Linked DNA regions of Homo sapiens: region 1 is linked to region 2. Evidence: read pairs that join two places in POLR2A ChIA-PET (ENCODE). Cell type or tissue: OCI-LY7. All regions are shown on one strand.

What was found. ChIA-PET counts read pairs that join two places held together with the same protein. Peaks named below come from ENCODE experiments on the same cell type or tissue, not always from the same donor. Only the 100,000 strongest peaks of a DNase experiment are listed, where the experiment ranks them.
Region 1: POLR2A ChIA-PET joins it to region 2 with 13 read pairs; 4 of 35 experiments call an interaction of 5 or more read pairs at or near these places.

Annotation. Positions count from the first base shown.
Region 1 is chr19:47,520,420-47,528,419 of GRCh38, forward strand. ZNF541 (zinc finger protein 541) reads right to left here. Exons shown (of 17, transcript NM_001277075.3): 15 at 1,435-1,575; 16 at 1,060-1,235; 17 at 271-958. The coding sequence ends at 805. Among named protein-coding and RNA genes, the nearest start is that of NAPA, 9.4 kb to the left of the region's middle. In OCI-LY7, no CTCF peak of the experiment used is centred here; a DNase peak (open chromatin) is centred at 3,242; H3K27ac peaks cover 268 bases.
Region 2 is chr19:47,286,827-47,294,826 of GRCh38, forward strand. No RefSeq gene overlaps it. Among named protein-coding and RNA genes, the nearest start is that of INAFM1, 16 kb to the left of the region's middle. RefSeq lists an enhancer at 3,042-3,893. In OCI-LY7, no CTCF peak of the experiment used is centred here; DNase peaks (open chromatin) are centred at 1,735 and 2,035; H3K4me3 peaks cover 1,610 bases; H3K27ac peaks cover 1,648 bases.

The DNA of each region.
Region 1 (8,000 bases), 230 kb after region 2:
CTTCCTGCTCCTACAAGAGAAGGTCCGTGAGGAAAAGGGCCTCTCTTGCTTCACTATCCCTGTTGTACGGATTGGCAACGTCCAGTGCATTCTACAGCAGGTGCTTCGTAGATGTTTGCTGAATGAATGTCCAAATCAACATGCCCGTGTTCTCCCCAAGGCCCCCAGCCCCCAGGGCAGGCCACAGCTGACTCACCTCCTGCCCTTAGCACGTGGTGGGGTTCCTAAGCCTTTATTGGATCAATAGGCAGGGAAGTCAAAGACAGCAGCTCAAGAACCCAATTTAATCAGATTTACGAGTTGACATGTACAAAAAACACCGAACAATGCAGAATTCATCGCAAGACTAGGGACTGAATCTGGAAGGTAGAGTCCCCGCCCCAGGGAGGGGCCCAGCGTGTTGGAGATCTCAAGGTTTTTTCCCACTGATTCTCTAAGTCTTGGCCTTATCTAACACATGAAACCAAACCCCACAACTGAGGCTAAGATTTAAGAGCTACCCAGAGCTAAATTTTCCCCTCCCCAAGCCTCCCTGCTCTAGAAGTGGAAGGGAAAGAAGGGGAGAGACTATGAACCTAAGGAGAGTGGAGCCTCCAGCACCACCGGACAGGGACTGCATAGCTGTCCGACAACTGAGCTCCTCCTGCCTATCTGTGGCCAAATGCCCTCCATGTTTGCAGGCAGGTTGGCCAACAGGGGACAGGGAGGGTGGGGGGAGGCAGAGGGGTGCCCCAAACGCCCTGGAGAGGCCGAAGGGAGGAGGGGCAGCACTGGAGGCCCCATTCGGACTTGCTGCCACGGGAGTCACCACTGCAGGGGGCCGATGTCAGCTCCCAGCTCCTCTTCCTTTAGCTGGAAGGGCTTCACTGGCCACTTCACCCTGATGATGGGCTCCACGTGGTCCTGAAGGCGGTGCCGCTTCATATGGGCATTTCGACTCTTGATCTTGTCAAACACCCTGAGGAGTCACCAGAGGACATGGGGTCAGAGCAGGGAGGAAGGGATCACAGGGGCTGAGGCTGGGAGCCCTGGGAGTGTTTCCAGGAGAAAGCTGGGTACCTTTCACACTCTCTGCATGGAAAAATGCCCTGGCTCTCTGCACTTCCCAACAGCTCGGGGGTCCGCTTGGAGCCTGCATTTGGGCTGGAGCTGAGGATGGACTCCCTCCTATAACTCTTGGTCTTTAACTTGGGAGTTGGATGGTGGCTGGGTCTCTCCCGAGGGCTGCATGGGACCTGCAGAGGGAGCAAAAGTGACATAAGGGTGCTGACCTGTCCTGCTGTAAGAGAGACACAGAGCTGGGGGCATACGTGTCTCCTGCAGGAAAACCCTTCCATCAGGAGCACCCCCGCCCTCTGACCCCACCGTCCAACTCAACGGGTAGCAGGCACTGGGAGGAGAGAAGAGCTCCCGACACAGCCCTGGTTCCTCTACCTTTTCCTCTGTCCTTTCCACTTCCTCCGGCTCTCTCTTGACCCTCTTTTCTAGCCCTGGGGCTCGGCCACAGTCAAACTTGATCATTTTTTTCCAGATGTAATAATACTCAACGCACTGAGCTACCGTCTTTGTCTGGATCTAGTGAAAGAAAACAAGCAGGCTGTGGCTGTGCCACGCGGGCCCTGGGAGTGTGACCTTGCCATTGGGCCGGCCGCCTCCTTTGGAAAGCCCTCCGGAAGCACCTCTTCCTTTGGCTTGGCGTTACCACTCACCACAAAGGCACAGGACCACAAAATCCTTCCTGGGGACGAGGGCGTTCAAACTGGAGCCACATAGTAGCCACCAGTACCTAAGCCTGCACACTCTGAGCAGCCATTCCAGCTCAGGAATTCTTTCCTAAGGAAGATGGGCACAAAGGTTGCACCAGGGATGCCAACTGTGACATCATGCTAATAAATCGGAATGCTCTCTGCAGGCAGAATACCACACAGACATTACAACAGCTAGGCAGAGCCTCTAAAGTCTTGGCAGGAAGTGACCCACTCTAGAAGAAGGGGAGGTTTTGAGTGCACAGTGTGAACCTAGGGGATTATTTTCCCGTTCCTCCACTAAGAAAGGATCCCACTAAAAATAACTTCTGTTAAAAACAAAAGGGAAGCTGGGCTTGGTGGCTCACGCCTGTAATCCCAGCACTTTGAGAGGCTGAGGCAGGAGGACGACTTGAGGTCAGGAGTTCAAGACCAGCCTGGGCAACATAGCAAGACCCCATCTCTACAGAATTTTTAAAAAATTAGCCAGTCATGGTGGTGCATGCCTGTGGTCCCAGCTACTTAAGATGCTGAGGCGAGATGATCGCTTGAGCCCAGGTGTTCAAGGCTGCAGTGAGCCTTTTTTTTTTTTTTTTTTTTGAGACAGAATCTCGCTCTGTCGCCCAGGCTGGAGTGCAATGGCACGATCTTGGCTCACTGCAACCTCCGCCTCCCGGGTCCAAGTGATTCTCCTGCCTCAGCCTCCTGAGTAGCTGGGATTATAGGTACCCTCCATCATGCCCACCTAATTTTTGTATCTTTGTAGAGACAGGGTTTCACCATGTTGGCCAGGCTGGTCTTGAACTCCTGACCTCAGGTGATCTGCCTGCCCCGACCTCCCAAAGTGCTGGGATTACAGGCCTGAACCACCGCACCCGGCCAGCAGTGAGCTATGATAGTGTCACGGTACTCCAGAGCGAGTATCTTTTTTTTTTTTCACTGCAACCTCCACCTCCCAGGTTCAAGCAATTCCTCTGCCTCAGCCTCCCGAGTAGCTGGGACTATAGGCGCGCACCACCATGCCCAGCTATTTTTTTGTGTTTTTAGTAGAGACGGGGTTTCACCTTATTGGCCAGGCTGGTCTCGAACTCCTGACCTTGTGATCTACCTGCCTCAGCCTCCTAAAGTGCTGGCATTACAGGCGTGAGCCACCGCGCCCGGCGAGCGTCTCTTTTAAAAAAAAAAAAAAAAAAAAAAAGGAAAAGTTTAATTGCTCTAGGAAGAAAATTTCTTGGGAAATTAAATCGGCTATTGAGCGAACTCCAGAAAAGACATTCTCCACCCAAATGTTTTTCAGCTTTGTGAGTATTCACAAACGAGGAGTCAAAACAGCACAAACTCTGCCTAAGAGACATCACTAAGTTTAAAAAAAAGTTGGACTTCTGCTTCTGAACAAGATGGAGCAACAGAACCAGATTTACCCTCTCGTCCAAAACAATGAAAACACAGAGTCAAAATATAAACAATGTTTGGCAAGACACCAGGCGTCATTCAACAAAGGGCAGTGAACCCTGACAGGAAGCAAGCTGCCACCGCTCCAGCTTATCAACTTGTGTTTCCAGGCCACCACCCAGGCAGGGGCAATTTAGGCAGAACCCAGCAGGACTTAGGGAGCTGAGGTGGAGCACAGTGCCTCCGGAGACCACGGCGGTAGAGCCCACAGGACAGAGGATGGGAGAGGAGAGAGCTACACACAGAACATTCCAGAGATGGGGAGCAAATTTCCCCCAAGAACTCACCCAAAGACTGCCCAGCACATGCATGGGAAGAGACCAGCCAAAGCTGGGCAAAGAGCCATCCAAAAGGATGAGAGGGGAAAGTGTGTGCTGCTCCTACAGGGCCAGGAAGAGTGCCCGTTCCCACAGCCAGAGTGGGAAATTTTATGATGCAGGGGGCACTGGGTAGGGCAGTGACACAGTCTTGCCTCAGTAAGGAGAAATAATCAGCCTTAGAGAAGAGCTATGCTGGTCCCATCTAAAAAATCTAAAACTGAACCTAAAAGTAACTGTGTCCCAGAACAAAACTCAAGAATATTTACAAGGCTGCAAAAATATCCAGCATCCAACAGCTAACATTCACAATGCCCGTGATCTGGTGAAAATCACCATGCACGCAAAGACGCAGGATAACACGGCACATCAGGAGGAGAAAACCCAATGTATCAAAGTCAACCCACCAGAGACACAGGTGTTAGAATGAGCAGGGAAGGACATGAAAGGTTACCATAACTGTTTAATATATGTTCAAAGAGTTATGCCAGAGGCCAGGCGCGGTGGCTCACTTGAAATCCCAGCACTTTGGGAGGCCGAGGCAGGAGGATCACCTGAGGTCAGGAGTTTGAGACCACCCTGGCCAACATGGGGAAACCCCATCTCTACTAAAAATACAAAAAATTTAGCCGGGTGTGGTGGCACGCACCTGTAATCCCAGCTACTCAGGAGGCTGAGGCAGCAGAATCGCTTGAACCCAGGAGGTGGAGGTTACAGTGAGCTGAGATCGTACCACTGCACTCCAGACTGGGTGACATAGCGAGACTCTGTCTAAAAAAAAAAAAAAAAAAAGAGTTATACCAGAGCTAGGTGTGATTGCACACACCTGTAGTCCCAGCTACTCAAAGTTGGAGGATCACTTGAGCCCAGGAGGTCAAAGGGTGCAGTGAACTATGATCACACCCCTGTACTCCAGCTTGGGCGACAGAGTGAGATCCTAGATCTTAAAAGAAATAAGAACCAGTAAAACCTTCAAAACACTGCTAAGAGAAATTAAAGATGATGCATAGAGACACAGCCCCTGTTCATGAGTCAGAAACTGAATGTTGTTAGAATGTCAACTCTCCTTGGCTGGGTGCGGTGGCTCACGCCTGTAATCCCAGCACTTTGGGAGGCTGAGGCAGGTAGATCACCTGAGGTCAGGAGTTCAAGATCAGCCTGGCCAACATGGTGAAACCCTGTCTCTACTAAAAATACAAAAATTAGCCAGGTGTGGTTGTGCGCACCTGTAATCCCAGCTACTCGGGAGGCTGAGGTACGAGAATCGCTTGAACCCGGGAGGTGGACGTTGCAGTGAGTGAAGAGCGCGCCACTGCACTCCAGCCTGGGCAACGAGAGTGAAACTCTGTCTCCAAAAAAAAAAAAAAGTCAACTCTCCTCAATTGGCCTATAGAGCCAATGCAGTACCAATCAAAATCCTAGCAGGTTTTTTGTTTTGTTTTGTTTTGTTTTTTTTGGTAAAAATGGATAAGCTACTTAGAAAGTTCATATGGTAATACATGATCTTAAGACTTAGAAAGCTACAGTAGTAAAAACAGTATGGTATTACATTTTTTTGTCTTTTCAACAAAAGGTACAAATGAATATCCACATGCAAAAAATGAACTTTAACTCATACTTTACACCATATACAAAAATTAACACAAACTGAATTGTAAACCTAATTGTAAAACCTAAAACTATAAAACTTCTAGAGAAGGCCGGGCAAGGTGGCTCACGCCTGTAATCCCAGCACTTTGGGAGGCCGAGGCGGGCAGATCACGAGGTCAGGAGATAGAGACCATCCTGGTTAACACGGTGAAACCCCGTCTCTACTAAAAATACAAAAAATTAGGCGGGCATGGTGGTGGCATGTGCCTGTAGTCGCAGCTACTCGGGAGGCTGAGGCAGGAGAATGGCATGAACCTGGAAGGCGTAGCTTGCAGTGAGCCAAGATCTCGCCACTGCACTCCAGTCTGGGCGACAGAGCGAGACTCCGTCTCACAAAAAAAAAAAAAAAAAAAAAAAACTTCTAGAGAAAACAAGGGGAAAATCTTTGTGGTTGGGTTAGGCAAAGAATTCTTAGATACAACACCAAAAGCACAGTCCATAAAAGAAAAATTAATAAATGACTTCATCAAAATGACAAAATTTTTCTTTAAAAGACATTGTTAAGAGATTAAAAAGCTACAGATTGGGAGAAAACATTCACAAAGCATGGATCTGGATAAATGACGTGTCCTGAATCAATAAAGAACTGCTGTAACTCAATAATAAAAACACAGCCGGCTGGGCGCGGTGGCTCACGCCTGTAATCCCAGCACTTTGGGAGGCCAAGGTGGGCAGATCACCTGAGGTTGGGAGTTCGAGACCAGCCTGGTCAACATAGCAAAACCCCGTCCCTACTAAAAATACAAAAATTAGCCAGGCGTGGTAGCAGGCGCCTGTAATCCCAGCTACTCAGGAAGCTAAGGCAGGAGCATCGCTTGAACCTGGGAGGCAGAGGTTGCAGTGAGCATGGATTGCGCCACTGCATTCCAGCCTGGGCAACAGAGTGAGACTCCATCTCAAAAAAAAAAAAAAAAAAAGAAAACACAGACATCTCAATAAAAACATATGCAAGAGATATGAACAGACACCTCACCAAATAAGGCATACAGACAGCAAACAGGCCCATGAAAAGATGCTCAGCATCGTCAGTTGTGAAGGAAACACAATGCGATGCCACCACACTGTCATGAGAATGGCTGGAATTAAAAGGACTGGCCCTACCCAGGGCTAGCGAGTTTGTGGAGCAACTAGAAATCTCTTTTCCTGCCGGTAGGAATGTGAAATGATACAACTACTTTGGAAAATTGTTTGGCGGTTTCTTAAAAAGTTAAGCATACACCTACTAAGTCATTCCATTCCTGGTATTTACTCCTCTAGAAAACAAAGTACATGTCCATACCAAGACTGGTACCTGAATGTTCATAACGAATTTATTTATAGTCATCCCAAACTGGAAACCACTCAAATGTCCACCAACAGGCAAATGATTCTTTAAACCGTGGTACATCCACCCAGTGGAATACTATTCAGCAGTGAAAAGGGGAGACCTATCAATACCTGGAACATGGATGAACTCAAAATCATGATGCTGAGTGTGAGAAAGCTGGACCAAGTAGAGTCCATACTGTGTGACTACTCCATTTATAGCAAACTCTAGGAAATGAAAACGAATTTACAGTGCCCTGGCAGATCAGTGCTGACTGAGGACAGGGGGTGCAATGGGGAGTGATTACTATGTGGCAGGAGGAGATTCAGGGCTGAGGGACATGCTCATTATCTTGACTGTGGTGATGGTTTCCCAGGTATAGTATCAATATGTCAAAACTTAGCAAATCTTATTATACTGCAATTATGTGCAATTTTGTATACATCCAATTTTTTTTTTAGAACAGAAAATAAGCAGCAGGACATTATATGCAGTGAGATCTCATCCTTTGGCTTTTTTCGGGGTGGTGAGAGTCTCATCTTGTCACCCAGGCTGGAGTGCAGTGGTGCAATCTTGGCTCATTGCAGCCTTCACCTCCTATGCTCAAGCAATCCTCCCACCTCAGCCTCCCGAGTAGCTGGGACCACAAGCACGCGGCACCATGCTAGGCTAGTTTTTAACTTTTTTGTAGAGACAAGGTCTCACTATATTGCCCAGGCTGGTCTTGAACTCCTAGCCTCAAGCAATCCTCCCACCTTGGCCTCCCAAAGTGCTAGGATTACAGGCGTGAGCCACTGCGCCTGACCTCATCCTTTTTTTCTTTTTTTGAGACGGAGTTTCACTCTTGTTGTCCAGGCTGGAGTGCAGTGGCGAGATCTTGGCTCACCGCAACCTCCGCTTCCCGGGTTCAAGCGATTCTCCTGTCTCAGCCTCCCGAGTAGCTGGGATTACAGGCATGTGCCACCATGCCCAGCTAATTTTGTATTTTTAGTAGAGACAGGGTTTCTCCATGTTGGTCAGGCTGGTCTCGAACTCCCAACCTCAGGTGATCCACATGCCTCGGCCTCCCAAAGTGCTGGGATTACAGGCATAAACCACCACGCCAGGCCCTTTTTTTTTTTTTTTTTTTGAGACAGAGTCCTGGGCCGGGCGCCGTGGCTCACGCCTGTAATCCCAGCACTTTGGGAGGCTGAGGCAGGTGGATCACCTGAGGTCGGGGGTTCGAGACTAGCCTGACCAACATGGAGAAACCCCATCTCTACTAAAAAATACAAAATTAGCTGGGCATGGTGGCGCATGCCTGTAATCCCAGCTACTCGGAAGGCTGAGGCAGGAGAATCGCTTGAACCCGGGAGGCGGAGGTTGCGGTGAGCCAAGATTGCGCCACTGCACTCCACCCTGAGCAACAAGAGCAAAACTCCGTCTCAAAAAAAAAAAAAAAAAAAAGAGACAGAGTCCTACTCTGTTGCCCAGCCTGGAGTGCAGTGGCACAATCCCCACTCACTGCAACTCTGCCTCCCGGGTTCAAAC
Region 2 (8,000 bases):
AATAATGAAAAAGCTGGGCGCGGTGGCTCACTCGTGTAATCCCAGCACTTTGGGAGGCCGAGGTGGGCATGTCAAGAGGTCAGGAGTTTAAGACCAGCCTGGCCAACATGGCAAAACCCCGTTTCTACTAAAAATACTTAAATTAGCTGAGCATGGTGGCGGGCACCTGTAATCCCAGCTACTCCGGAGGCTGAGGCAGGGGAATTGCTTGAACCTGGGAGGCAGATGTTGCAGTGAGCCGAGATAACGCCATTGCACCCCAGCCTGGGTAGCAAAAGCAAAACTCCATCTCAAAAAAAAAAAAAAAAAGATAAAATAAATAATCTGGATATGACTTCCTCAAAGCTCTGGCCTTAAAATATTTTTTGACCTTTAGCCAACTTCTCAAATATATATATGTGTATATATATATACACACACACACACACACGCACACACATATATATACACACACACATATACATATATATATAAATTTATATAGCCAGCCTATATAAATATTATCAAGATTTCTTTGGGCTGCATGTTGTGGCTCATGCCTGTAATCCCAGCACTTTGGGAGGTGGAAGTGGGAGGATGGCTTGAGCCTAGGAGTTTGAGACCAGTGTGGCCAACATAGTAAGACCCCATGTCTACTTCTTTTAACAAAATATAAATTTTGTTAATAAAGAATATTTCTGGCCAGGTGTGGTGGCTCATGCCTGTAATCCCAGCACTTTGGGAGGCTGAGGTGGGCATATCACCTGAGGTCAGGAGTTCGAGACCAGCCTGGCCAACATGGCGAAACCCCGTCTCTACTAAAAATACAAAAATTACCTGGGCGTGGTGGCAGGCGCCTGTAATCCCAGCTCCTTGGGAGGCTGAGGTAGGAGAATCAGTTGAACCTGGGAGGCAGAGGTTGCAGTGGGCTGAGATCGCACCACTGCACTCCAGCCTGGGAAACAGAGTGAGACTCCATCTCAAAAAAAAAAAAAAAAAAAAATTTGTTTGGGAAGGGTTGTAGGAATGCTGCCCATGATGATGATGAGATAGGTGCTTCTCCCCATCTCAAGCCAAGTGAGAGAAAGTTCTAGAAAACCCGGCATGTTTTCCCTGGAGTTTGGAGGACATGATGACACCGTTGTAGAGCTCCAGTAATTTTTTTTTTTTTTTTTTTTTTTAATGAAGTCTCACCCTGTCGCCCAGGCTGGAGTGCAATGGCATGATTTTGGCTCACTGCAACCTCTGCCTCCCGGGTTCAAGCACTTCTTCTGCCTCAGCCTCCCGAGTAGCTGGGATTACAGTTGCCTGCCACCACGCCTAGCTAATTTTTTGTATTTTTAGTAGAGATGGGGTTTCTCCATGTTGGTCAGGCAGGCCTGGAATTCCCGACCTCAGGTAATCCGCCCACCTGGGCCTCCCAAAGTGCTGGGATTACAGGCATGAGCCACTGCACCCGGTCCTGCTTTTTTATTAAAAGGAAGCTGTCTCTGAAGTGTCATACAAGTAAAGGGTCTCATAAGTCTCCAAAGGTTCAGAAATTGTGGTTGTGCTCCATGAACACAACTTTCAATGAGAAGCCTATTATTCAGATTGTCCATCTGTCATGGTAATTTGTTGCCCTGGTCCTAAAGTTGTGATTGAAATTGAATTTTTCCTTTAAGGCTGTACTGGGCATTTGTGACTTTCAGTTGCCCTGGCAACAGCACATCCTCCCCACACTGAATAATACTGATGGTATAAAAAACACATGCAGCCAGGTGCGGTGCATCATGGGTGGACATGGGGAAACCCCATCTCTACTAGAAATACAAGAAATTAGCCAGGCGTGGTGGCATGTGCCTGTAGTCCCAGCTACTCAGGAGGCTGAGGCAGGAGAATCACTTGAACCCAGGAGGCAGAGGCTGCAGTGAGCTGAGATGGCACCACTGTACTCCAGCCTGGGCGACAGAGCAAGACTCTGTGTCAAAAAAACCCCAAAAACAAAAAACATGCAAATAAAGTAAAAAGTGATAGGTGGGACGGCCACCTGTCAGCTGTTGAGCTCTACTGTGGGAGAAGGTCTGGGGAAGGATTGGGAGGGGTGTACGCCATGAAGGGTGAGGCTGGGAGTGTTACACGTGTTATGCACAGTAGCAGGTATTGGTTAGAATGAGATAAGCTGCTGTAACAAATAGACCCCCCTGCTGCCCAGCCAACAATGGCTTAAAAAAGAGAGTTTATGGCTGGGCAAGGTGGTTCATGCCTGTAATCCCAGCACTTTGAAAGGCTGAGGTGGGAGGGATAGCATGAGGCCAGTAATTTGAAACCAGCCTAGGCAACATAGCAAGACCCTGTCTCTATAAGAGAAAAATTTTTAAAAATTAGGTGGGCTTGGTGATGTGTGTCTACAGTCTCAGTATTGGGGCTTAGCCTGGGAGGGTTCTTGACTTTGCCCATGTAAGAATTCAAGGGTGAGCCAGTGGTGTTATTTTTTTTTCTTTTTCCTTTTTTGAGACAGAGTGTTGCTCTGTCACCCAGGCTGGAGTGCAGTGGCATGATCTCAGCTCACTGCAACCTCCACTTCCCGGTTTCAAGTGATTCTTGTGCCTCAGCCTCCCAAGTAGCTGGGATTACAGGCATGTGTCACCGTGCCCGGCTAATGTTTTGTGGAGGTGAAGTTTCACCATGTTGCTGGCTGGTCTTGAATTCCTGGCTTCAAGTGATCCACCCACCTCGGGCTCCCAAGATGCTGGGATTACATGCATGAGTCACCGTGTCTGGCTCAGTGGTGTTAAATAGCAACTTTTACTGAAGCCTCAGTGCACAGCTGCAGCAGAGGAATTGCCCCTTGCAGAGCGGGGCTACCCCACAGGCAGTGTGCCCAGAAGAGCAGCCCAGAGGCAGCACTGCTGTCATATTTATACCCACTTTTAATTATATGCAAATCAAGGGGCAGTTTATGCAAAAATTTCTAGGATGAGGGTGGTAATTTCCAGTCACCGGGTCATTGCCATGGAAAGTGGTGCTAAGGTCCGAGTGTTGCCATGGCAATGGTAAACTGATACGGTACACTGGTGGGTGTGTCTTATGGAAAACTGCTTTTGCCCTAGACCTGTTTCAGCCAGTCCTCAGTTTGGTCCTGTGTACAAGCCCTGCCTCCTACCTCAGTAGGGTAGGGCACTGGGCAGAACTGTGTGACTCCCATTCCAGGCCCCAGCTCCTGGAGGACATTTCGAACACACCGTGAGGGGGAAGGGAAGCTGCTGTGTTGAAGGTAAGGACCCAGTCCTGGCAGGTTCATCACCTGCTGACTAAAGAGCCCTTGGGCCCTGAATAATCAGCAGCGGTGGCCAGGCCAGGTGGTTCACGCTGTGGGCCTTAGGTGAGACTCAAACGTGATGGCTTCAGGTGGAACCTGGCACATTCCCGGCTGTGGTGGCTACATGGGAGAGACTCCTTCTGCTTGAGAAAGCAGAGAGGCCAGGCGTGGTGGCTCATGCCTGTAATCCCAGCACTTTCTGATCAAGTGGATCACCTGAGGTCAGGAGTTCGAGACCAGCCTGGCCAACATGGTGAAACCCTGTCTCCACTAAAAATATAAAAATTAGCTGGGCGTGGTGGGGGTCGGGGGGGGCGCATGTAATTCCAGTTACTCGGGAGGCTGAGGCAGGAGAATCGCTCGAACCTGGGAGGCAGAGGCTGCAATGAGTCCAGTTCACGCCATTGCACTCCAGCCTGGATGACAGAGTAAGACACTGTCTCGGAAAAAAAAAAAAAAAAAAAGCAAAGGGAAGTCTGGGCGTGATGTCTCATGTCTGTAATCCCAGCACTTTGGGAGGCTGAGGTGGGTGGATCATCTGAGGTCAGGAATTCAGGACCAGCCTGGCCAACATGGCGAAACCCCATCTCTACTAAAAATACAAAAATTAGCCAGGTGTGGTGGTGCATGCCTACAATCCCAGCTACTTGGGAGGCTGAGGCAGGAGAATCGTTTGAATCCGGGAAGCAGAGGTTGCAGTGAGCTGAGATTGCGCCACTGCACTCCAGCCTGGGCAACAGAGCAAGACAATGTCTCAAAAAAAAAAAAAGGAAAGCAAAGTGAAGAGTAAATGCAACTTCGTCTTGCAGCTTAGCTGCCAGCTTGGCCACAGAGGGGTAGAGCCCCAAGTGCACTCTTGGGGTCCCCGATTCCAGGCCATGGCTCTTGGACAGCATTTTTGGACCTGCCCTGGGCCAGAGGGAAGTCCACAGCCTTGAAGGGAGAGTTCTAGGCCTGGCAGGATTCACTGCAAGCTGACCGAAGAGCGCTTGGGCCTGGAGTGAACATCAGTGGTGGCCAGGCAGTACTTGCCGTGGGCCTGGGGTGGTGGCCACAGGGAGAGACTTCTTGGCTTGTGGGAAGGAGAGAGAAGAGTGGGAAGGACTTTGTCTTGTGGCTTGGGTAGCCCCTCAGCTATAGTAGAATAGAGCGCCCAGTAGATTCCTAAGGTTTCCAACTCTGGGTTCAAGCTCCTGCATGGCATCTCTGGACCCACCCAGGGCCGGGGGGACCTCGCCATCCTGAAGAAATGAACACAAGTCTGCTGGCTTCACCACCTACTGGCTGTAGAACGCTCGAGCCTAGAGTGAACATAGGTGGTTTCCAGGCTCTGGGTACAGCGGGCCTTGGGTGAGACCCAGGGCTGTGCTGGCTTCAGGTCTGACCCAGTGCAGTCCCAGAGGTGGTGGCCACAGAGGAGCTTGTGTCACCCCTCCCCCAACTCCAGGCATCTCAGCACAGAGAGACTCTGGAAAAAGTAAGGGAAGAGAACAAGAGTCTCTGCCTAGTAATCCAGAGAATTATTATTCTTCTTTTATGAAACAGACTCTTGCTCTGACACCCAGGCTGGAGTGCAGTTGCGTGATCTCTGCTCACTGCAACCTCTGCCTCCCAGATTCAAGTGATTCTCCTGCCTCAGCCTCCCAAGTAGCTGGGATTACAGGCGCCCACCACAATGCCTGGCTAATTTTTTGTAGTTTTAGTAGAGATGGGGTTTCACTATGTTGGCCAGGCTGGTCTCAAACTCCTGACCTCAGGTGATCCACCCATCTCGGCCTCCCAAAGCACTGGGATTACAGGCATGAGCCACCATGCCTGGCTTACATATCTTAACTTTTTCCTTACAGTTTCCCTCTCTCTGTCCCTTACAGGTGCTTCTGGAATAGTATTTTCATCTCGTCCACTTTTTTTTTTTTTTTTTTGAGACGGAGTCTCGCTCTGTCGCCCAGGCTAGAGTGCAGTTGCGCGATCTTGGCTCACTGCGAGTTCCACCTCCTGGGTTCACGCCATTCTCCTGCCTCAGCCTCCCAAGTAGCTGGAACTACAGGCGCCCACTACCACGCCCAGGTAATTTTTTGTATTTTTAGTAGAGACAAGGTTTCACCATGTTAGCCAGGATGATCTCCATCTCCTAACCTCGTGATCCGCCTGTCTCGGCCTCCCAAAGTGTTGGGATTACAGGCGTGAGCCACCGCGCCAGGCTGAAGTGCAGTGGTGTGAACATAGCTCACTGCAGCCTCGATCTCCTGGACTCAAGCAATCCTCCCACCTCAGCCTCCCCAGTAGTTGGTACTACAGGTGTGCACCACCACATCCAGCTAATTTTTTGATTTTTTTATAGAGATGGGCTTTCGCTGTGTTGCCCAGGCTAATTTTGAGCTCCTGGGCTCAAGCGATCTTCCCGTGTCAGCCTCCTAAAGTGCTGGGATTACAGGCCTGAACCACCAAGCCTGGCCTCATTTATTCATTTTTAAAGCCCTGTCTATTCTGCCCTCTGATACACCATCCAACACATAATTATTTCAATAATTGAGTTTTTCATATCCCTCATCTCCCGTTAGCTTCTGCTTCATAACCTCCTCTTCTCGCTTCGACTTGCCATTATCCTCCGTCATTTCTCTGAGGATGTTTGTTATGTGTAGTTTACATGCCTTATTAGCTCTACTTCATTGGGAATAGTTTCTTCCAAGCCCAACTGAGATATTTGGGCCTCCTGGGTATGCTGGCAATTATATGCCTCAGAAAAGGTAACAATTCACTGCTTCTTAAGACTATGGTAGTTTATGGCCAGGCGCAGCAGCTCACGCCTGTAATCCCAACACTTAGGAAGGCCAAGGCGGGCAGATTGCTTGAGCCCAGGAGTTCAAGACCAGACTGGGCAGCATGGTGAAATCTAGTCTCTACCAATAACAACCAAACACGCAAAAAATCCAAAAAACAAAACTGATAATTTTGAGGGTTTTTTTTTTTTGAGCATTGATTTAGAGGTGAAGTAGAGAAACCAATTTGTTTTCTTTTTTCTTTTTTTTTTTTGAGACACGGTCTAGCTGTGTCACTCAGGCTGGAGTGCAGTGGTGCAGTCTCGGCTCACTGCAACCTCTGGCTCCTGGGTTCAGGCAATTCTCCTGTCTCAGTCTCCTGAGTAGCTGGGACTACAGGCTCGTGCCACCACGCCTGGCTAATTTTTGTATTTTTAGTAGAGACGGGGTTTCACCGTGTTGCCCAGGGTGGTCTCGAACTGCTGTCCTCAAGTGATCTGCCTGCCTTGGTCTCCCAAAGTGCTGGGATTACAGGCATGAGCCACCGGGCCTAGCCCTCTCCTCTCGGTTTTCTCTGGCACCATGGAACCTACTTGGACCCCAGGTGCACCCCAAAAGTGTGGGGATGTGTAATGTCTTCCTTTGTAACGCCCCTGGGAAGCTCTTCCCTAAAGGCCAGGCGAGTTTGCTGCATCAATGCCCCAGCCACTTCCTCCTTCATTTTTATTTTATTTATTTTTAAATTGCCTTTATAATAATGGCAAAAGCTGGCTGGATGCAGTGGCTCACGCCTATAATCCCAGCACTTTGGGAGGCCGAGGCAGGTGGATCACCTGAGGTCAGGAGTTTGAGACCAGCCTGGCCAACATGGTGAAACCCCATCTCTACTAAAAACACAAAAAATTAGCCAGGTGTGGTGGCTCAGGGCTGAATCCCAGCCACTCAGGAGGCTGAGGCAGGAGAATCGCTTGAACCTGGGAGGCGGAAGTTGCAGTGAGCTGAGATTGTGCCACTGCACTCCAGCCTGGGCAACAAGAGCGAAACTTCATCTCAAGAAAAAAATGCAAAAGCTTTTCATTTTGATGAAGTCCAATTGGCCAGCCTACATTTAAAAAAAAATTTGAATTTTCATTTTTTTTATTTTTTAGAGACATGGTCTCACTCTAACCCAGGCTGGAGTGCAGTGGTGTGATCATAGCTCACTGTAGCCTCCATCTCCTGAGCTCAAGAGATCTTCCTCTTTTTTTTTTTTTTTTTTTTTTTGAGACAGAGTCTTGCTCTGTCACCAGGCCAGAGTGCAGTGGCATGATCTTGGCTCGTGGCCCACTGCAACCTCTGCCTCCCTGGTTCAAGCGATTTTCTTGCCTTAGCCTCTCGAGTAGCTGGGACTACAGGCGTGCACCACCATGCCCAGCTCTTTTTTTCATTTTTAGTAGAGACGGGGTTTCACCATGTTGGCCAGGACGGGGTTTCACCATGTTGGCCAGGATGGTATCGATTTCCTGACCTCGTGATCCTCCTACCTTGGCCTCCCAAAGTGTTGGGATTACAGGTGTGAGCCACCGCCCTGGCCTCTGTTTTTTTGAGACAGAGTCTTGTTCTGTCACCCAGACTGGAGTGCGGTGGTGAGATCTCGGCTCTGCAGCCTCTGTCTCCCAGGTTCAAGCAATCCTCCTGCCTCAGCCTTGTGAGTAGCTGGGATTACAGGTGTGTGCCACCAGGCTCGGCTGATTTCTTTGTATTAGTAGTAGAGACAGGGTTTCACGGTGTTGGCCAGGCTGGTCTTGAACTCCTGACCTCAAGGGATCTACCTGCCTCGGCCTCCCAAAGTGCTGGGATTACAGGTGTGAGCCACCGTGCCCGGCTCATGATCCTCCTTCCTCAGCCTCCCGAATAGCTGGAACTACAGGCACAAGCCCCATGTCTGGCTAATGAAAAACAAATTTTTTTTGAGAGATGGG